2 separate regions of the Homo sapiens genome follow, and region 1 is linked to region 2. Evidence: chromatin loops called from intact Hi-C (ENCODE). Cell type or tissue: Caco-2. All regions are shown on one strand. Links, peaks and the distances in the headings refer to the core of each region. The heading gives the core; the rest is flanking DNA.

Evidence for each region. A loop is a pair of places that touch in the nucleus more often than their neighbours do. Peaks named below come from ENCODE experiments on the same cell type or tissue, not always from the same donor. Only the 100,000 strongest peaks of a DNase experiment are listed, where the experiment ranks them.
Region 1: it touches region 2 in a loop (5-fold over the local background); 3 of 110 quality-filtered maps call a loop at or near these places.

What each region holds. Positions count from the first base shown.
Region 1 is chr9:94,741,859-94,753,441 of GRCh38, forward strand. The region is part of intron 1 of AOPEP (aminopeptidase O (putative)); the gene reads left to right. Among named protein-coding and RNA genes, the nearest start is that of AOPEP, 21 kb to the left of the region's middle. RefSeq lists an enhancer at 2,003-2,504. In Caco-2, for the core only: no CTCF peak of the experiment used is centred there; a DNase peak (open chromatin) is centred at 4,883.
Region 2 is chr9:94,686,275-94,697,857 of GRCh38, forward strand. LOC124902219 (a long non-coding RNA gene) reads left to right here. Exons shown (of 2, transcript XR_007061675.1): 2 at 4,952-5,716. It overlaps LOC107987101 (a long non-coding RNA gene), which reads right to left. Exons shown (of 4, transcript XR_001746846.1): 2 at 6,106-6,232; 3 at 4,946-5,033; 4 at 4,117-4,611. Among named protein-coding and RNA genes, the nearest start is that of AOPEP, 35 kb to the right of the region's middle. In Caco-2, for the core only: no CTCF peak of the experiment used is centred there; DNase peaks (open chromatin) are centred at 6,437 and 8,037.

The sequences.
Region 1 (11,583 bases), core at 1,437-9,436, 55 kb after region 2:
TTACCTTTAGAGAGCAGAGAAGAGCACTCTAGAGGGTTATGCACTAATGATTAAATGCTAGGCCTGGAAGGGACACGCATACTTCCATTTACAACTCAGCACTAGAGTGCAGTCACATGTCAGTAACCAGTTACAGGGGTTCAAGAAACCTTCTATGTTTGTGGGGAGGGGCTGGGTAGAAAGAACTGGAAGTATTCAAAAATAGCACTGACGACCACACAGGGAGTCTTATTTAGAAGGTGGTTGTGTAATAGTTGAAGTGGGTGGTCTTAGCTGCTGGGTCACAGTTGTTGCAGTCAATACAGAGAAGAGTTGTATACAAGAATTTAAAGCAGTAGAATTTAAAAGTTGATCATTGATTGGGTCGAGTTACAAAGAAGAGAGGAGTCAATGTGAAGCAAAACTTTTGGTGTGTGTTGAGGGGATGGTAGCAGACCAGTGGGGTGCCCTCAAGGCCTCTAGAGCTGTGCTCCTTGATGAGTAGCCCACCAACCAGTGCCTACCCACAGGCAGTAATTGGTTTGCAAGGAAATAAGTGCAGAAATAGAGGGTACTCATTTAGAAATGTTTATATTAATTCTTTTTTTTTTTTTGGACTTAGTCTCACTCTGTCGCCAGGCTGATGAGTGCAGTGGCGCGATCCTTGGCTCACTGCAACCTCTACCTCCCAGGTTCAAGTGATTCCCCTGCCTCAGCCTCCCGAGTAGCTGGGACTACAGGCACGCGCCACCACGCCTGGCTAATTTTTTGTATTTTAGTAGAGACAGGGTTTCACCATGTTGGCCAGGATGGTCTTGATCTCCTGACCACGTGATCCGCCTGCCTCGGCCTCCCAAAATGCTGGGATTACAGACGTGAGCCACTGCACCTGGCCACTTTTCTTTATTTCTATGCTATAGTTTGCCCTGATTATATTTATGTTGAATCTAATACAAATTTGGGGCATGTAATTTTGTGTTTTTTTCTTTTTCTTTTTAGTGATCTATTTTTATTATATTTTATGAAAGTATAAGGGGAAAAATAACCGCAGATTGTTGGAGAAGCATTGCTTTGGAGATAGGAGGCAGGGATGTAGAGATCAGAGCTGGATAGCAAGTTGAATCCTTTTTGTAGAATAATGAGTTGAGTACCTGAGATGTGAGCAAGAGAAAGACTTCAGAAAGAGAAGAGGGCCCACGGCTAAGCCTTGGGAGGCACCCAGTGTTCTGGAGACAGGCATGTAAGAAGAGATGCAGGCTGCTCTCTGTGGAGTAGCCATTCCTTTATTCCTTTACTTTTTTAATAAACTTGCTTTCACTTTGCAATATAAAAGAAGAAGAAGAAGAAGAAGAAGAAGAAGAAGAGGAAGAAGAGGAAGAAGAGGAAGAAGAAGAGGAAGAAGAAGAGGAAGAAGAGGAAGAAGAAGAAGAAGAAGAGATGTGGATGATACTGTGTCCCAGGAATCATCGGAGGTGGTGGAAAGTTAGTGGTATGAGATGCCACAGAGAGTCAAGGAAAATAAGGCCTGAGGTTAAACTAGACTTGGCAAGAAGTAAGTCATTGTGAATGTTTGAAAGTAAACTTGTAGTGAAGTGGTGTGATCAGATGCCAGATTTCAACAGTTTAAGAAATATGCAGTCACAAAATAGAAAAGGTTATAACCTTCTGGTCAGAAAAGTTTGATAGATAAACAAAAGCAACAACTAGAGTGTTAGCTATTGAGCCCAGCAAGGGAAAGCACATTTTGTTATTGTTTTTTCCAATAGGAAATCATGAGCAACTCAAAAGGCTTCTACCACCTGGAAGATGGGAAAATCAATGAGGGAGGAGGGAGATGGCAGTGTTCCATGGCTGGGAATGGAGTGGAGGACAGAGGCCATGGGAGTGGACCCGGGGGTGAGGACAGGGGTTGGATTGAACCCAGGTAACTACCCACACAGCAGATAAGGTCATTAGGAGGGGAAACGTGGATGGGAATCTGCAAATCTCAGTTGACTCAAACAGGGAAAAATGCAAGCTGGCATACCTGGGAGTTAGTCTTGATGCTGCGGTAGATGTGGTCAGAGTTAAGCGAGCAGGGACTTGGGAGTCCCAGTGAGAGCATTAATGAAGTGCTTTGACATTGTGACCATGGGGTCCAGCGTGGGCTACTCAGCTTCTTCCTCTAGTCCACACTCGGTAAAAATGAAGGTTACTGAATAACAAGGCAATGGTGGGGAGGGAGGAATGGAGTGGGGTTACTTAATCCTTAATCATGATTAAGAATAAGATATGGGGCTGTGCGCGGTGGCTTATGCCTGTAATCCAGACTTTGGGAGGCTGAGGCGGGCGGATCACGAGGTCAGGAGATTGAGACCATCCTGGCTCACACAATGAAACTCCATCTCTACTAAAAATACAAAAAATTAGCTGGGTGTGGTGGCAGGCGCCTGTAGTCCCAGCTACTCGGGAGCCTGAGGCAGGAGAATGGCCTGAACCCGGGAGGCGGAGCTTGGCAGTGAGCCGAGATCGTGCCACTGCACTCCAGCCTGGGTGACAGAGTGAGACTCTGTCTCAACAACAACAACAACAAAATATGGTGGGCTGGTTGCGGTGGCTCATGCCTGTAATCCTAGCACTTTGAGAGGCCAAGGTGGGCGGATCACCTGAGGTTGGGAGTTCGAGACCAGCCTGACCAACATGGAGAAACCCCGTCTCTAGTAAAAATACAAAAATTAGCTGGGCATGGTAGTGCATGCCTGTAATCCTAGCTGCTTGGGAGGCTGAGGCAGGAGAATCACTTCAACCCAGGAGACGGAGGTTGCAGTGAGACAAGATTGTGCCATTGCACTCCAGCCTGGGCAACAAGAGTGAGACTCTGTCTCAAAAAAAAAAAAAAAAAAAAAGAATAAAATATGGTACAAATTGGATTTACGATAAAATTATTTAGTTTAAATTATATCTAATTTTGGAAAACACTCAGCAAAGTTATGAAAAATACAGATACAGTGCTTTAAGTGCTCTAAACATTGTAAAATTTGAAAAATGCTTCAAAACTTCCACCTGTTGAAATAATCTGTTGACTTCTCATTTTCATTGAGCTCTTTTTTTATTTTTAATTTTTCTGGATACATATTAGGTATATATGTACCTATAAGGGTACATGAGATATTGTGATACAGGTATACGATATGTAGTAATCACATCAGGGAAATGGGGTATCCATCACCTCAAGCATTGATTATTTCCTTGTGTTACGAATATTCCAATCATACTCTCAGTTATTCTAAAATGCAAAACAAATTATTGCTGACTGTAGTCACCCTGTTGTGCTATCAAATACTGTATCTCAACATTGTCTGTAACTGTATCTTTGTACCCATTAACCATCCCCGTTCTCCCTCCTACCTAGCCTCTGGAAACTACCAGTGTACTCTATCTGCATGAGTTCAATTGTTTTAATTTTTTTTTTTTTTTTGAGACAGAGTCTGGCTCTGTCGCCTAGGCTGGAGTGCAATGGGTGATCTCGGCTCACTGCAAGCTCCGCCTCCTGGGTCCACGCCATTCTCCTGCCTCAGCCTCTGGAGCAGCTGGGACTACAGGCGCCTGCCACCATGCCCGGCTAATTTTTTGTATTTTTAGTAGAGACGGGGTTTCACCGTGTTAGCCAGGTTGGTCTCGATCTCCTGACCTCGTGATCTGCCTGCCTCAGCCTCCCAAAGTGCTGGGATTACAGGCGTGAGCCACCGTGCCCGGCAATTGTTTTAATTTTTAGCTCCCACAGATGAGTGAGAACATGGAAGTCTGTCTTTCTGTGCCTGTCTTTTTTCACTTAACATAATGTTCTCCGTTTCCATCCATATTGTTGCAAATGACAGGATCTTATTCTTTTTAACTGCTGAGTAGTACTCTACTGTGTATATGTACCACATTTTCTTTATCTGTTAGTCTGTTAATGGACACTTAGGTTGATGCCAAATCTTGGCTATTGTGAATAGTGCTGCAGTAAGTATGGGAGTGCAGGTATGTCTTTGATATACTAATTTCCTTTCTTTTGAGTATATACCTAGCAGTGGGATTGATGGAACATACGGTATTTCTATTTGTGATTTTTTGAGGAACCTCCATACTGTACTTCATAGTGGTTGTGCTAATTTACATTCCCACCAACAATGTACGACAGGGGTTCCCCTTTCTTCACATCGTTGCTTGCGTTCGTTATTGCCTCTTTCATTGAACTCTTTCGAGTGTTAGAATGAGACAAGAGCTGGGCAGAGATGTAGTGTGTCTATTGTTGTGCCCGCCTCTCCCTTCCCTGACCTAATTACTCTCCCTTCACCACCCTGAATCCAGCCAGTGGGTTTCCTCTAGCCTTTGCTATGGTAGGTAGTGGACCTCTGTTTGGTTTTCCATGTGACATTGATATAAGGTATCATGTCATGGTTACTTGGATTGCTGTGCAATAGAGGCCATGGATATCTCGGTTAAGAACACTCTGGAGTTCAACTGCTTGGGTTGACATCTTGGAAATCTCAGACACTTAGGCTCTCTGAGCATCATTTCATTATCTGTAATCTTTCCAGTACCTTGATTGTCAGTCCCCTAGGCAGGTATAACCTCTTAAAAAATGGAGTAGAAAAGTGAAATCTCCATTTCTTTATAACTGTAATGAGTTTTCCCAGGAATCCTTTTCTGACCACTCTGCTATAATTTAGTTTAAGTGGTACGCTTCAGAAAACTGAAACATGCTATACTTTGCAAGCAAGTAGCAATCAAAGGGATACATTCTTTCACCTTTTAAAGTAGAGTGAAATCACTTCCAATCTTATCTTTGCAACCCAAATGCCTGCTGATAATGTGAGCATAAACACATTAGGCACCAAAGAGGAATGGCATCTGGGTGCGAAGATGTGATCAACAAAGCCAGAGTCAACACAAGCTGCCATCAGGGAAGCCAGAGTTCATCACATCACATCATGTTTCAGCATAGTTCAGGGTAGACATATACTGATGGAATAAAATCAGTTTTTGTTTTCAATGTTCACATTTTAGACCCCCTCCCCCCCACTTGACTGGTTATAATATATAAATCAAGCCACAACTGACAGTGATTTGCTTTTTTTGTTCAGGAAAAGGTCTTTGACTGAGACTGACTTGGCCTTACTGCATTGATCTTCAACACAGGCACTTTTTATAATTCCCACAACAGCATTAACTCCAGTGGGTTTTTTTTTTTTTTTTGAATATACATATCACAATAGAGTCTTTCATTACATGATCACAAATTATATGCAGTCACTCTTACGTGCTTCCTGAAAGCAGTAAATTTAGAGCAAAGAGAGACTGTTTAAAACTTGAGACCAGAGAGCACAGTTTATCTTATTTACAGTTTGGCTTAAAGATTGGTCTTTAAGTTAATATCATACCACATGTGGTAATCCTGCAAAGTGCTACATATTTTTATTTATAGTTAAGGGAATAAAGCAAAATCCCCTTTTCATTATGTTATCTTGCATTATTTACTCAGTGATAAATGACATTGCCCCACGGGTATGAGTTTTGTAGTGAAAGACCCTATTGTAGCATATATTTATGCTAGTTAGAGTTACGGTTCCAGAGAGAATTTAAACTCTGAATATGCTGGTACTTGTACAGTTAGAACATATAGCTCAATGTTGTTTTAACACTATATTTTTACTTCGAGTAAAAGAAAAATAAATAGGCATGAACAAAGGGGAAAAGCTTAAGGTTGAAATGCAAGAAACCAAATAAAATGACTAAAAGCATATCCTAAACTCAAAGATTAAAATTTTACCAGAGATAATGGTGGTCATTAGATTGGCCAGTTTCTGCTGTTTAAAATGACATCAGCTTTCAAAGTTTATTAACTGTTTAAGGGTACCAGGAACAATTTTTAGCAAGTCGGGGAGATATGAAAGTGAGCTGAAAGAAGAGTGCTGAAGGGCTGGAAAGTTTAACACCTGCCCCAACATTTGAGGAAAAAACTGGTTCCATGCTATGTCAGTTTGTCCAAACCAATATTCTTGAGAATTTCTCCTGAAGGAGGAAGCCAGTAGATATTTTGGAGGGATGGTTAGTGTTTTAGAATATATTTATTTTGAAATAGAATAATAAATAAAAAAATAGGAAATTCCAATCTTGAATAAAGTAAAAATTAGTTCAGCCTCTAGTCATTCAAAACTTTGGATAAATTAACCAAGAATGGGCTGCCATTTTGCTAAGTACAAAAATAAAGACTTTCTAATAAATTAATAATATAAGTAAGATTTCAGGACTAATATATTTGAAGCAAATATGTCCCCTGCCCATTCTTTCTGCACCTGAAAGGTATCATTTCACTGTTTTCTGTGGCCTTCATTGTTTCTCTGAGAATTCAGATCATTCTGATAAAAAGCCCCCTGTCATCTGTGTCGTTGTTCCTCTGTGTGTAATATGTCATTTTGTAATGGCTACTTTCAAGATTATTTTTAGTTTTTCAGTAGTTTGATAATGATGTGCCTAGGTATGTTTTCCTTTGTATTTTTCCTGTGTAAATAAACTTTTGAAGCTTTATATCTCTCACCAAATTTGGAAAATTTTAACTATTTTTAAATAAATGATTTCTTTTGAAATACTTTTAGATTTACCAAAAAGTTGCAAACATAGTATAGGGAGTTCCCAATTCATCATCCAGCTTCTCTTCATGTTCTTATAATCATGGTATATTTATTAAACTAAAAATGTAGCCCTGGCATAATGCTTTTATCTACAGTTTTTCCACTAATGTCCTTTTTGTTTGTTTGTTTGTTTTAGGATCCAGTCTAGGATACCACATTGCATTTTATCATATCCCCTGGACACCTCCATTCTGTAACACTTTGTCAGATTTTACTTGTTTTTTATAGCCTTCACACTTTTGAAGAGTACTGGTTAGGTATATTTTAGAATGTCCCTCAGTATGGGTTTGTCTGATGTTTCCTCATGCTTACACTGAAGTTTCAGGAATACTACAGAGGTAAGGTACCCTTCTCATTGCATCATCCTAGAGGATAATGATAACAATATGACTTATCACTGGTGATATTAAACTTGATTAAACTGCCTGATATCTCTACTGTAAACATAATATTTTTTCTTTTCCATTCTGTATTGCTTGGAAGCAAATAATTAAGTTTGGCCTATATTCAAGGGGAAAGGAATTAAGTTCTACATCTTTGAAGAGGTAATATCTACATCGATTTTTTGGAATTCTTACATAAGGAAGATGTAGTCTCTCCCTTCATGATTATTTGTTCAACCAATTTAAACAAATTTATTTATTCAATTTAAACAAATGATTACTTATTCAATTATTTGTTTATATCAGAATATTCTTTGGGTTTAATCCAATACTATCATTATTTATTTTCTTACTCAAAGTGTTCCAGCTTTGGGCATTGAAAGCTCTTTCAGGTTGGTTCCTGTGTCCCAATTCTTCTGTTTGTCTGTCTGTTTTCTTCTTTACTTTAGAGGTCCATGTGATGCTTCAGATCCATCTTGTATTTTCCCTGCCCAGCCTGAGAATCAGCCATGTCTCCAAGGAGGGCTGTTTCCTTTTGTTGGAAAATGGTATTTAGAAACCAAGATCTAGGTGCCAGTTGTGCTCACTGCTTACTGTTTTTTAAAGTATTTTTTTTGTGACCACATTCTCTTTTGCCTGTCCATCTTGGACTCCAATTATTTGTCCCAAAAGTACCTGTTCATTCTTTTTCACGTTTTTCTGTTCTTTACACTGGATAATTTCTATGTAACTATTTTCTGGTTCACTGTCTTCTATAATCATGAATCTTCTGTTAAAACCATCCAGTGAAGTTTTTATCTCAAATATAGTATTTTTCAGTTCTAGAATTTTCTTTTCCTTTTCAAAAAAGTAATTCCTATTTCTTTGCTGAGTTTTCCTTTTAGTTCATGTATTACAGCATTTATGCCTAATTATAATATGAATAGCTGCTTTAAAATCTTTATCTGTTAATTCTAATATTTGGGTCCATTCAAGTTGGTCTCTACTAATTGCTTTTTCTTTGAGTTTGGGTCATGTTTTCTTATTTCTTTTATGTCTAGTATTATGTTTTATTTTAGACATTGTATTTGATACTTTGTAGAAACTCTGGATTCTGTTATGTTCTTCTGAAGAATATTGATGCTTTGTATTAACAGACAGTTAACTTGGCTGAACTCAGACTTCTAACTTTGCCTTTGCTGCTGTGGAGAGCAATCAAAATCTCAGTTTAGTTGAGTTCATTTTGCCTGAAGGAGGCTGTTTGATCTCCTCCATACTTGCATGGTTCAGGGGACAATTAGGGAATTGGGCAGAGTTTATATACAGAATATGGGACTCTTGCTTTGTAGACATCACCTTTCCTAAAGTTTTCCTTCTTTTCTCTCCAGCTACTGTGTTGGTCTTGAACTCTAGTCTCTCATTCTTCAGCCAGTAAGACTCCAGGTTTCGGCCAGGTGCAGTGGCTCACGCCTGTAATCCCAGCACTTTAGGAGGCTGAGGTGGGTGGATCACGAGGTCAGGAGATTGAGACCATCCTGGCCAACATGGTGAAACCCTGTCTCTACTAAAAATACAAAAAATTAGCCGGGCGTGGTGGCGGGCACCTGTAGTCCCAGCTACTCGGGAGGCTGAGGCAGGAGAATCACTTGAACCTGAGAGGCAGAGGTTGCAGTGAGCCGAGATTGGGCCACTGCACTCCAGCCTGGCGACAGAGCGAGACTCCGTCTCAAAAAAACAAAACAAAACAAAACAAAAAAAAGTTCAGGTTTCAATCTGAGTTTTAACCCATTTATGCTTAGCGTTCCATTACTGGAATGCTAAACTTATGGCAGTTATTTATATCCTGCTGCTCGAGCTCATCTCCAAGGTCTGATGATTTTTCTTTTCTTTTCTTTTCTTTCTTTTTTTTTTTTTTTTGTGAGACGGAGTCTCACTCTGTCGCCAGGCAGTGGCTCAATCTCGGCTCACTGCAAGCTCTGCCTCCTGGGTTCACGCCATTCTCCTGCCTCAGCCTCCTGAGTAGCTGGGACTACAGGCGCCTGCCACCACGCCCGGCTAATTTTTTGTATTTTTAGTAGAGATGAGGTTTCACCGTGTTAGCCAGGATGGTCTTGATCTCCTGACCTCGTGATCCGCCCACCTTGGCCTCTCAAAGTGCTGGGATTACAGGTGTGAGCCACCGCACCTGGCCAAAGGTCTGATTTTTCACAAAAAAGAAAAATTGCAACCTCTGGCATAAATGGGTTAACTGCCTTGCCTGGCACCAACTAGGGCTTTCTCTCCGGTGGAAAACTATAACGCAGGAAGCTCAATGCCATTCCCTTCTTCCACGTGTTGGCGCCTTACAGTTCTTGTCAGCTTTTTGCTCACTCTCATGGGCCTTCAGAAATTTTGTCTTTTTGTCTAGAGTTTATAAGTACTATCAGTGGGAGGATTAGTCTGCCAGAAGGTACTCCACTATTACCAGAAGTGGTACTCCCTTTCATTTAAGGAGAGGGCAGAATTATATTAATTAAATAATCAAGCAGACACATGTAAAACTAAATGTAAAACTAAAACTGTGTTTGTTGTGCTACTAAGAAGCACACATCTATGAAATCTAATAATAGGGGAATTTGACTTAATTGGTGAGGTCAGGAATGTTTTCCTTGAGGACATGATGGGGTCCAGAGAGTTACTAGACAAAGACAGAATGGAAGAGGATTCCACGTATTTGTTGATTGAGTGATATAATCCAGCTTTCTATGTATCTGGGCTTCTTTTCTTTGCACATATTGTTAACCTCTCAATCTTTAATCATCTCTCTGGGCTTCTGTGATAATAAAAGGTAATCTATAGCTCTGGTGCCTCTAATGTTATACAATGAAGAATACCCTACATGAAAATTTCTTTTTTTTTTTTTTAACTGAAATTTTAATTTTAGATCCAGGGGGTCCATGTGCAGGTTTGTTGCAAGGGTATATTGCATGATGCTGAGGTTTGGGCTTCTATTGATCCCATCATTCAGACTGTGAACAGAGTACCCATGAAAACTTTTTTTTTTTTTTTTTTTTTTGAGAAAGGGTCTCGCTGTGTTGCTCAGGCTGGAGTACAGTGACACAATCACGACTCACTGTAGTCTTGGCCTCTCAGGCTCAAGCAATCCTCCCACCTCAGTCTCCTTAGTAACTGGACTATAGGCGTGTACACCACCATGTCTGGCTAACTGTTATTTGTGGAGAGAGGTCTTCCTATGTTACCCGGGCTTGTCTTGAACTCCTGGGCTCAAGTGATCCTCCCGCCTTGGCCTTCCAAAGTGCTGGAATTACGAGCATGAGCTACTGCACCCAGCCTCATGAAAACTTCTTCACCAAAAGGAATTGTGGGTCTGGACCATTAAGTGGTATATCATAGTCTGTGGGCTTCTGGCCAATGTGATCAACTGAAGTGTAAGGAAATCTCCCTTCCACTTCAGGTATTTAGAAACAACAACACACATACAGACACACAAGTCTCTCTCTCTCTCACACACACACACACACACACACACACCCCACATGCATGTACCAGGGAGAAAGAACACATACGTATCAGTAAATGCATGCTAATAACAAAATTCTTTCTTATCAGCAAAAAGATATGCCAGGTTACAGTGGAATCTTGTATTCAAAGTGTTAATTAAAAATAACTATCAACAAAAGTTCTACACTTAGTTAAGTGGTCATTCAGTAGAGAGGATGTAATACAGACATTTTCAAACATACAACTGTTAAAAGAGTTTGTTACCCATGGACTCCTCCTAAAATAATTACTAAAGATAAACTTAAGTAAAAAGGAAATTGTGGCAGATTGTATTTTCCAAAAATGGCCATAACAATATCTACCATCTTCCATGCTTTTCTACAGTATACCTTGCTACTCCCCCATCAAAAGATGGAGTCTAATCCCCTCTCCTTGAATCTGGATTGGCCTTATGAGTTTGCACCTGAAAGCAATAGACTATGGTAGCAATAATAACCATGTTGACTTTGAGGCTCGGTCAGAAAAGGCCATGCAGTTTTCAACTGGTACTTTGAGATGCTCGTGCTGGGGGCTGCCAGCTACCATAGAAGATGTACAGCCATTCCAAAAGCTCAGTGTTAAATAAGCTTTATTTAAATAAACTTATTTAAGTAAGTTTAAATAAGCGGCCTTTCTGGGCATCAGACCCTCCAGACAAGTCCATCCTCCAACTGAGTACCATTGAGTAACATAGACAGATTCATAAGATGTAGAAGAGTGGCCCAGCTGACTGTTACCCACATTCATGACCTATAGAATATAATAAAATGGTTGCTGTTTGAAGCTACAAAGTTAATTTGTCATGCAACAAGTAGAATAAAATTGGACCCAGAAGGAAGGAGTGGAATGTATAAATTATCAGGAGTAAGGAAGCTGGTGAATATATTTGTAAATACAAATAAATATTGACTTTAAAAAAGTTGGATGGAGTTTTAACAAACAATGTGATACTAAAATAATAGCAACAATAATATGGAAGCTGTTATGGAGTAAGGAAGAGGAAGACTGGTTATAAAACTTTCTAAGGTCCTTATATTGTTTGGAAG
Region 2 (11,583 bases), core at 2,069-10,068:
GAGCAATCTCTTGGGAAAAGAGTCAGGCCACTTTGGGTAAGATGTCATGGCGACGGCTTAAACTGAAGACAGATAGTGGAAATAGACCTTTTCAAACTTTCAAAACCCAGACTTATGATCCATTCTGCTTTTAACCATGGAGGACCCAAATATGACATGAGAAATTGGAATAATTTTATTCTCTAAAAGCACCAGTAAGCTCCCGCTCCTGGAAACATATTAGAAAAGTTTTTGCCCTTTGCCCTTTGCATAGATAGGTCCAAAGACCTTCCCAGGCTATAATTTTTTTTATCATGTACCACAGCAGAGATCAACAAAACTGAGTTGCACTGTGGCTGCTGAGCAAGTGGCTCAGCCCACTCACTAGCCCAGGGACTCCCTTCTGCAAACCAGGCTTCCAGAACAGGGGATTCTCTTCTGTGCAGAGGCGAAAGTATCAAATCACTGCGTGGCTTGGACTTCTCAAATAGCTGAAAGCCCAAATATTGAATCTGCAAAAGCTAGGAGCAAGGTAGTAATGTATTTGACTTCTAGTCTACAGAGCCAAAGTTCAGCTCTGGCTCTGACATTTACATGATCTTGGGTGAACTCCCTAATCTCTCTGTTGTACAGGGTGAAGATAAAAACAACACACTGTTGGCCGGGCGCGGTGGCTCACGCCTGTAATCCCAGCACTTTGGGAGGCGCAGGCGGGCGGATCACGAGGTCAGGAGATCGAGACCATCCTGGATAACACGGTGAAACCCCGTCTCTACTAAAAATACAAAAAAATAGTCGGGCATGGTGGCGAGTGCCTGTAGTCCCAGCTACTCGGGAGGCTGAGGCAGGAGAATGGCATGAACCCAGGAGGCGGAGCTTGCAGTGAGCCGAGATCCTGCCACTGCACTCCAGTCTCTGGGCGACAGAGCGAGACTCCGTCTCAAAAAAAAAAAAAAAAAAAGTATTTCCCCAATTTTCTATAATTACCACAGCCTTGTATCATCAGGGTTGTCCCTTCTGCTTCCACTGAATTCCATTTCTGTTTCATCTCAGGTTCTCTACTTGCTGTTCACGTTCCATGTGTCAAACCAGATGTGGGATTTGCACCCTATCCTCAACTTCCCTCCCAAAAAAGTTACATGAGGCCTATGCTTGTAGCAGACTTTACTAAGGTCTTTGAGGATACTCAGTGGGTTTATATGGCAGAAACTCCAAAATAATTTAAAACTGAGTCTGGGACTCACCTGCTTTGAAAAATTCTTTAGCCATTCTACCACCGGGCCCCTTGCTGCACTCTTTAAATTCTTTTCTTCTCAAGAACCCAAAATACATACAGGCTTACACTCTCCCTTTTCACCTGCTGCACTCCCTGCCTGACACCCAGCCTCTCCCTTGCTTGCTTAGAAGAGCCACGTGCATTCTGCTCACACAAGTTGGCATCTGCCCAGACACCTCCTTTTCTTCTTTCTCCTCCAGTGTTTGTGAAGGAAAGAGCATGGTAGAGGCATTTTATTTCTCCTAGAATATAAATTATGCCACCATTACCTCTCCCCTTTAGAAGACAGAAGCAGCTATAGTCCATTTCTGTGTGTGTGTGTTTTGTTTATTTGTTTTTTTAGATGAAGTCTCGCTCTGTCGCCCAGGCTGGAATGGAGTGGCACAATCTCAGCCCACTGCAACCTTTGCCTCCAAGGTTCAAGCAATTCTCCTGCCTCAGCCTCCCAAATAACTGGGACTACAGGTGCACGCCACTACACCCGACTAATTTTTTGTATGTTTAGTAGAAATGGTGTCTCGCCATGTTGGCCAGGATGGTCTTGCACTCCTGAGCTCAAATAATCCACCGCCTTGGCCTCTCAAAGTGTTGGGATTACAGGCATGAGCCACTGCGCCCAGCCCATTTGTATTTAACAATAGGTTTTTGAATTGTTCATTCATTCATTCATTCAACAAAGAGGTATTGGCCGGTCACAGTTGTTCATTCCTGTAATCTCAGTACTTTGGGAGGCCAAAGTGGGAGATCGCTTGAGGCCAGGAGTTTGAGACCAGCCTGGCAACATAGCCAGACCCCATCTCTACAAAAATAAAAAAAAAAGTAGCCAGGCATGGTAGCGTGTGCCTGTTGTTCTAGCTACTCGGGAGGCCGAGGCAGGAAGATTGCCTGAACCCAGGAGTTTGAAGTTGCAGTGAGCTGTGGTTGTGCCACTGCACTCCAGTCCAGGTGACAGAATGAGATCTATCTCCAAAAACAAGAACAAACCAAGTATGTGTGTGTTTCTTTCAATGTGCCAGGCCCTATTCTAGATGCTGGGTTGTGACCACAGCCAAAAATCCCTGCCACTATGGAGCTCATATTTGGATGGTGACAAGGAACACAACAGACAATAAACCAATATATAATTAAAGTAAATGTATATCAGACTGTGACAGGTGGGGAAAGATAAAGCAGGATAGGGTGACAGAAAGAAATGGCAAGACGGTGGGGGACAGGTGGCTTGCAATTTTAAATTAGGTAGTCAGGGAAGAAGACCCCATTGAGGAGGGGCCATTTTAGCAAAGACCTGCAATGTGTCTGGGAGTGAGTCATGTGACTGGGGAAGAGGGGCAAGGATGGAAAATGTCACAGGCTGAGGAAGCAGCCTGTGCCAGGGTCCTGAGGCAGGTTGCTGTCACATCAGTAGCTTTTCCTTTCTGTAATGGACAGGATAAGATTTCACCTTTTGCTCAGCTCAATGTCAGGCATTTCTTCAGGGTCCCAGAATTTCCTCAACTTTGTCCCCACCTTCCTTGTGTATTTCCTGTTGATTCTGCCTCCTAAATGTACCTTGAGCCTAGCCCTTCCCCTCCATTTGACCGGCCATGGCACTGGGTTGTGCATGCAATTTCTCCCCTGGTCTACAGGTGTAGCTTCCTAACTGGAGAGTCTGCCCCACTTCGACTCCCACCTGGGTGACTTAGAATTCAAACCTGATCTCACCACTCTGCTGCATTAAGTATTTCAATTCCTTCCAGCCCCCATAACCTTCAGAAAACAATTCAAGCTCGCTAGCATGGCAATAGCAAAGATTGTCAGCCCCCCACCCATGCCCCTCAGCACCTGCTGTTCCAGATGATGCCCGCAGGGCCCTGCTGCAAGCACCTGCTGCTCTTCACTTGAGGGATTGCTCTTGGTTTTGGGCAGTGAGCCTTAAGTGCGAGGAAGTTAATGCTCCCAGGCAGCAGCCCTCAGCCAGTGAGAGATGGGAATGGAAGGACCAATTGTCCACCTTGCCCACCCCTGAGGGAGGGGGCAGTGCAGAGAGAATCACTTTGAGGTGTTTTCTACACTGTCTGCCAGATTTTTCCTGGTGGCATTGACTCCCAGTGCCCACAGGGCCACGATGCCCATTATTCTGACCTTCTTACCTTCCCCCTCCCGCCTTCCCACCAGCCCCCACTGGAGCTTCCTAGAATCATCCCTCAAATAAACAACTTGTACTCAAATCTTTGTGTTTTGACTATTGTTGTGGGTTGAATTATGTCCTCTAAAAAGTTGAAGTTCTAACCCCTGGTACCTGTAAACATGACCTGATTTGGAAATAGGGTTTTCATGGATCTAATCAGATATATTTCATGGATATAACTAAGATGAGGGGTGGGCCCTGATCCACTATGATTAGTATTCTTATAAGAGTAGAGCGAGCACACATAAGGAAGAGAACGCCATGTGAACAGGGAGAGGGGAGGTCAGGTGGCAGAAGAATAGAGACTGGAGTGCCATGTCTCCAACCAAGGGATGCCAAAGATTCGCAGTAACATGGGAAGCTAAGAGAAGGGCATGGCACAGGTTCCCCCTGAGCCTTCAGAGGGGGTGTGGCCCTGCCAACACCTTTGTTTCAGGCTTCTGTCCTCCAGAACTGGGAAGGAATACATTTCTGTTGTTTTAAGCCTCCTAGTTTATGGTACTGTGTTACAGGGGTCCTAGAAAACTAACAGTTATCTATTGCTATGCATAACAATATTCTCAAAAATTAGTGCCAGAACCACCGTTTTCTTTTTTTTTTTTTTTTTGGTCTTTTTTTTTTCCTTTTTGTGGAGAACGAGGTCTCGCTATATTGCCCAGGCAGATCTCGAACTCCTGGGCTCAAGCTATCCTCCTGCCTCTGCCTCCCTGAGAGCTGGAATTACAGGCATGAGCCACCACGCCTGGCCACCACCGTTTTCTTTATCTCACATTCTGTGGGTCAGAAACTTGGACAGGGCTCAGCTGCGCAACTCTTCTGTTCCATGTGGTGTTGACTGAGATGTCCAACTGACAGCTGGGCAAGTCGAGGGAATCCACAACAGCTCCGTTCATTGTCTGGCACTTTGGCAGAGTCGCAGAGACAACTAGAAGGCTGGACCTGACGGGGACCACGTCCCAGAGAGCCTGCATGTAATCTCTCTAACTTGGCCAATTTAGAGTCATCAGAGTTCTTCCATGGTGGCTCAAAGCTACCAGAGTGAGGGTGTTCCAAGAGACCCAGGTAGAAGCAGCAAGGTTTCTTGTAAGTTAGTCTCAGAAGTCCCAGAATGTTACTTCTACAAATTCTGTTGGCTGAGCAGGTCACTGAGTCCAGCCCAGATTCAGAGGGTCATGAATAAGACAGCCCCCTGAAATGGGAAAAAGAGCAAAGAACTGCAGCCGTCCTTCATGTACATCACCTGTGCCAGGGTCTGCTGCTAGGGGAACCCAACCTAAGACACTTGCCTGCAAGATTCTTCAGGCTCTGGCTCCTGCCCTGTTTCTAGGGTCATCTCATGCCCTCACATTTGACTTTGGTGCCTGACATGCCAGATTCTCTTTTGTTTTTCTAACACTCCAGGTTCTATCTTGCTCCCATGCCTTTATTTAATTTACTTATTATATGCAAAGTAACAAAAAATACACAATAGATGTTCATGCTCTCCTCTGCCTAGAATGTCCTTCCACCCTATCCTTGTTTACCTGCAGCTGGGCTCATCCTTGGAGACCTCGACTGGGCTTCGCCTTCTTCATTCCAGTGAGGTCACGCACCTCCACCCTGCTCCTGCCTCTGCAGCATGGAACACATCAATTTCCTTGTCAGTAAGTTCTTCTAGAGAAGGAATTCTTCTTTCCCCTACTTCGGTATCCTCATGTCTGATGATGGATGAATGAATTATGTGTGGCCCTAAGAACTCCAAGGCAAAAATATAAACAGTTCAGCAAATTGCTAAATTTTTACATTAATGTTCTCCTGCCATTTTTGAGGGATTTTCTTAATGTCAACTAGCTCAATGTAGGAGCTGGTCACCAAGCTGTCACGGGGCTGAGGAGTGTCAGGTGGGGAGATAATCTAATACAACTACTTTTTTTTTTTTTTTTGATGGAGTCTTGCTCTGTCGCCCAGGCTGGAGTGCAGTGGCGCGATCTCGGCTCCCTACAAGCTCCGCCTCCTGGGTTCACGCCATTCTCCTGCTTCAGCCTCCCAAGTAGCTAGGACTACAGGCGCCCGCCACCACGCCTGGCTCATTTTTTGTATTTTTAGTAGAGATGGGGTTTCACCATGTTAGCCAGGATGGTCTCGATCTCCTGACCTCATGATCCGCCTGCCTCAGCCTCCTAAAGTGTAATACAACTATTTAACTTAAATGATGGGACCTTATATGTGACTCATTGTCTCCATGCCCTCATTTATCTCTCTTTGCTCCCTAATAGGCTTGGCTGATATCTTAATAAAGTTAATGTCTTCCTTGACCCTTGTCTTGTTCTTGCAGTATAAAAGAAGTCCCAGTTGCTCCAAACAGGGAAACTTTTGTTCGTAAGCCCTGTCAGAGTTCTGCCAGTTATAAACCGGGATAAAGCAAGCGTAATGGCAGTGCAGACATCTGGAAAATTTCCCTGTAAAGAACCAGATAGTAAATATTTTAGGCTTTGTGGGCCAAGAAGTAAAATTGAGGTATTTTCTATAGACACAAATGTAACCATTTGAATATTTAAAAAACATCCTAGAGCCAGCAGGCAGTGGACCAGATTTGGACGATGGGCTGTGATGTCCCACCCTGTGATGTAGTAGATTGAGAGCAAAACTGAGGTGAAGAGAGCTGGGCTCAAGTCCTTACTCGGTTCATTATTGTGTTACCAACCTAGAGCAGAAGGCTCTGGGGGAGATTCCACCGACAATGGAGGCTCCACTCCCCAGGGCATAGGGCGGAGGTAGAGTTGGTGGCTAACCTTCTGTTCTGAGGGCAAAGGGAGTTCGGATCCTTGGTCCTGGAGGAAGAGCAGAGGAAAGAAACATGGCCCTGGACCTCCAGGGAACACATAGTGAGCTCAGCCCCACCCCCAGAACCACACCTATGGACGCTGGATGCTGAACCAATGGATAAAGTGAAGGGAATTGTGTGTGGGCCTCAAGCCAAAGCAGGACAGGTGGCTCATCCAGAGGACCTGGGCCAACATTCCATTCTGCATCAGTGCCCAAACAAAGATGCCTCTCACCAGGGCTCCAGCTTCTCTGTGAGTTAAACGTTAACTGGGGTTTGAGCTCCTGTATCCAGGAATGCAGTAAACACAAAGTTCTCAGCCAGGGTCTGATACCCTCCTGAGGGCATCTGAAATGTGTGAAGGTGTTTCTGGCAGACCCGTTGGTCCTCGGGGAAAAGCATTTGCCAGCAATGGCACATGCTCTGCAGTTCATGGAATAGACCCGTGCAATGAAGACCTGTCCTGACCAAATGCCAGCAGCTCCCCCTTGAGAAGGGCTGCTAGGGAGCCATGCTGGTGTTCCTGGGCTGCTGGAATGCAGAGGGGAGGGACAGCCTCAGTATCTTGAATTCCAGTGAGCCTCACTTTCCTCATTTAATCTCAAGGATGCTTGTAAGAATCAAGAGATAATTACATTTGAGTCTTTTGTCGACTGGCAAATGTTATAAACATATCAATCATTGTAATGTGTCCTCCAGTGGCTCCTAAATGTGATGTCTTTTTAAAAAAAAATAATGAGGCCAGGCGTGGTGGCTCACGCTCATAATCCTAGCAATTTGGGAGGCCAAGGAGGGTGGATCACTTGAGGTCAGGAGTTTGAGACCAGCCTGGCCAAGATGGTGAAACTCCATCTCTACTAAAAATACAAAAATTAGTGGAGCATGGTGGTGCGCACCTGTAGTCCCAGCTACTCAGGAGGCTGAGGTACGAGAATTGCTTGAACACGGGAGGTGGAGGTTGCAGTGAGTCTAGATCGAGCCACTGCACTCCAGCGTGGGTGACAGAGTGAAACTCCATCTCAGATAAATAAATAAATAAATAAATAAGTAAGTAAATAAATAAAAGAGATACAACTTACATGAAGTGCACAAATCATAAGGTATAGCTCAATGACATATATCATACCTCAACACATACCCAGATCAGGATATGCGATGTTGCATCATCCCAGAAAGTTCCTTCAGGCCCCTCTCCAGTCAATACTTCCCTCCCAGAGGCAACCACGCTTCCGAACTCTCCAGAGACAAGTTTTGCCTGTCCTTGAACTTTATGTAAGGGGAATCATCCAGCATCTCCTCTTTCATATCTGGCCTCCTTTGTGAACATGGTCTTGAGGTTCATCCGTGTTGTTGCTTGGACCAGCAGTGCATCCCTTTTTATTGCTACATCATGACATGTATCTTTTTTAGGTGGAAGGGAATTTTTAAAATCTCAAAATTACAGCAGAAGCTACAAATAATCATTCCACCCCTTGCATGATTTCAGGTCCTGGTCTCTTTACCAGCCTCACTCCCACGCTGGGGGAATTATAATGTCAATTGGCTTTTAGCTGTATTGTGTTAGGACCAGCCCGTCATTCCTAACAAGGACAAGGATTTCGAGGGGAAAGGCTTCTGTTAGCTTAGTATTTATTAGTCTGATTATCTGTTCTTCAAGTCAAAAATCTGCTTGCCTCTTACTTAACTGTTTTATTTACCTAGAAAGTAGAAAGAAAGTCTACTCTAAAGTGCAGATAAGCTTCTCAACTTGGAAGCATGGTGCTTTAAGAGAAAAAGCACACACTCTGCAAACAAGATGTGGGGAGTGGAATGGAAAACTCCACTGAGTGCTTTCCTGGCCTCATGCCAATCTGTGAATACTTAATTATATATGTGTGAGTGTGTGTGTGTGTGTGTGTGTGTGTGTGTGTGTGTATTTAAAGCCAACTGTTCTCACATTTAGGCCAATTTTTCTTTGCTAATATGGTCTTTTCTTGTCTTCAATCCAAAACAGATTGAGAATCAAGAAAGATATATTCTATCCACAGTTTCATTTCACCAATCATCTGTTCATTTTCAACTAACGACAACCATTTATATGTCTTTAAATATTAATGTGGGTGCCAAAGAACACAAAGCAAAGGCACTGTTCATTCAGAGCCGAAATTGACTGAGAATTCCTGCAGAGGTGAAGTTTCTTCTAATTGATGGATTTGGTCTGGCAATGCCCATGGCCAGAGGTGCACAACAAGGAAATGAATGAGTGCAGAGGGAATAGTGCCAGTCAAGAATCTACAGGTTCAGGTGTATGCTTAGGCAAGTGCCTAACACAATTTCTTTGTCAATGGTGCCGTATTAAGTTGACTCTGGATCCCCTCAGAAATTGGGAAGAAACTCAGGGGAGAAATGACCGTATGTGCTTTCCCTTGATTAGTTATCGTCACTACATCACCTCACCTTAATCTGCATCACCATATGCAGCCACTGTATTTCATAATGCTTAGGGTTGATCAGCCATTATCCCATAGCTCCCTGTCCATGGCTCAGTTTGGTGCTTAGATTAACCTAGGAGGTGGTAAGGAAAGTACTCTTGCCACCTTGAGGGGTGAAAAGGCTAAATGACTTCTGCAGGGGTAACATTCAGTAAGTGGAGGAGGGCCTGCCTTGTTCTCTCCTTTGTCTCCAGGTTAAACTGAATGATACTCTAATGTACCAGAATATGCCCTTTGTAATATTTTATTTTTTTAAAATTTATTTTACTTTATTTTATTTTATTTTTTAGATGGAGTCTCAGTCTGCCACCAGGCTGGAGTGCAGTGGCACGATTTCAGCTCACTGCAACCCCCGCCTCCCGGGTTCAAGCGATTCTTCTGCCTCAGCCTCCTGAGTAGCTGGGGCTACAGGTGCCTGCCACCATTCCCAGTTAATTTTTGTATTTTTAGTAGAGACAGGGTTTCACCATGTTGGCCAGGATGGTCTCGATCTCTTGATCTCATGATCTGCCCGCTTTGGCCTCCCAAAGTGCTGGAATTATAGGTGTGAGCCACTGCGCCCAGTCATTTATTTTTATTTTTATTTAATTTTAATTTTTTTTTTGAGACAGAGTATTGCTCTGTCACCTAGGCTAGAGTGCAGTGGTGCAATCTCTGCTCACTGCAACCTCTGCCTCCTAGGTTCACACCATTCTCCTGCCTCAGCCTCCCAAGTAGCTGGGACTACAGGTGCCCGCCACCACACCCGGCTAATTTTTGTATTTTTAGTAGAGATGGGGTTTCATCATGTTAGCCAGAATGGTCTCCATCTCCTGACCTCGTGATCCACCCCCTCGGCCTTGCAAAGTGCTAGGATTACAGGTGTGAGCCACCGCGCCTGGCCTATTTTTGTTTTTTAAACGGAGTCTCTCTCTGTTGCCCAGGCAAGAGTGCAGTGGTGAGATCTCAGCTCACTGCAACCTCCGCCTCCAGGTTCAAGTGATTCTCCTGCCTCAGCCTCCCAAGTAGCTGGGATTATAGGCATTCACCATCACATCCCATCACATAATTTTTGTATTTTTGGTAGAGATGGGGTTTCGCCATGTTGGCCAGACTGGTCTTGAACTCGTGACCTCAAGTGATCTGCTTGCCTCGGCTTCCCAACGTGCTGGGATTACAGACGTGAGCCACTGTGCCCAGCCCCTTTGCAATATTTTATAAAGGTTAACCAATAGGCATAGAGTCCTTATTTTACTATAATGGAATATAAAGCCTTGTCCATTAAATAAGAATAAAGTTGCTTGATTTGTCCCAGTGAATTGACTACAAATGACCAGATGCTATGGCCTGTTGTCTGTCTTCCTTCTCCCTCTGCTCACCAGAACATAAGCTGCACAAGGGCAGGGACTTGGCTTAGTTCACTGTTATATCCAGAGCTCCTAGGCCAGGGCCTGACACATAGTGGGTGGTCTATAAATACTAAGTATGTGAGGGGACAAAGAAATGATGGAATGAGGGAAGAAAGGACAGAGCAAGGCTTAGATTGGTGGAGTGGCTTGCTGAAGGTCACACAACCATAGCAACCTTGATGTTCGAGAGAGCCTGAGCATAAACACCACTCCTCTGTTAGATCTTTTCATCTGTGCTTTCATTTCCATGGGTAGTATTCGTTGCCTTTTTGGAGGTGAGAGCTGGGGGAGGAGAGACGTTGCCATTTTTCTAGAGGAATGTCTTTAACAAGTTGTAAGAGTTGTCTTATCTGAGGAAGAGGGCGATAAAGTTGCTTTGAATGTGAATGCTGGTGGCTGGCCAGGCCCCCTAACTAGCAAGTGATTTGATAACTTCCAGCATGGACTTCAATTCATAGATCACAACACGTCAGAGACCTTATCAGGGCTATGGTTGGTCTAACTCCACAGGTGTGAAAGATCGGGGTAGTTATTCCTCCTGAGGATCTTACATGGAATCCTTTTTTTTTTTCAAAACTGTATCACCTAAGTTTCTGGTGTATCACAAGACATGCCCATAGCAAAGGTAAACTTGATGGTTGATGCTCTTTTTTTCATGCTTAGCACACACTAGAGAAATATATCTGCTCATGAATATGTAAATAATTTTTATTTAAAGTCTAACTGGCTTGAAAGAAAATTCTTGAATCACCTCTTGGTGTTCTAGGAATTCAATATTTCTCAGTGCAAATATCAAACTCCTACTCAGATGCACCAAATGGAGACTTGGCTGGTTTTAAAGCATCTATTTACTCAGAAGAATAGAGCCCACGCACAGGGAAAATGTCCCTTCTTCTACTGATGTCCCAAATGCCTCTTTGCTTAAAGATTGCTTAAGAGGGATGCCAATGTAGTTAATGCAGCTCTATAGTGAGGAGTGAACCCAGTCCAGCTCCATATTACATTTTTGTGTTTCATAATATTATAAGGCTCTTAGCAAGGAGGGGAAAGAACCAATTCAGAGAAAAAGAGCTTATGCCCTCTGGAATGAATAAGATGCCAAGATGGCAGATAGTACCAGATAGTTCATCTTAATGCTTTTTTTTTTTGTTTTTTTTTTGAGATGGAGTCTCACCCTGTTGCCCAGGCTGGAGTGCAATGGCATGATCTTGGCTCACTGCAACCTCCCCCTCCGGGGTTGAAATGATTCTCCTGCCTCAGCCTCCTGAGTAGCTGGGATTACAGGCACCCGCCATCATGACCAGCTAATTTTTGTATTTTTAGTAGAGACAGGGTTTCACCATGTTGGCCAGGCTGGTGTCGAACTACTGACCTCGTGATCCGCCCACCTTGGGCTCCCAAAGTGCTGGGATTACAGGCATGAGCCACCCTGCCCGGACTAATGCCTTTTTAACAATGTCTGTGTGTACCTTTCTTTTTTCTTGTAACCTGTGTTCTCA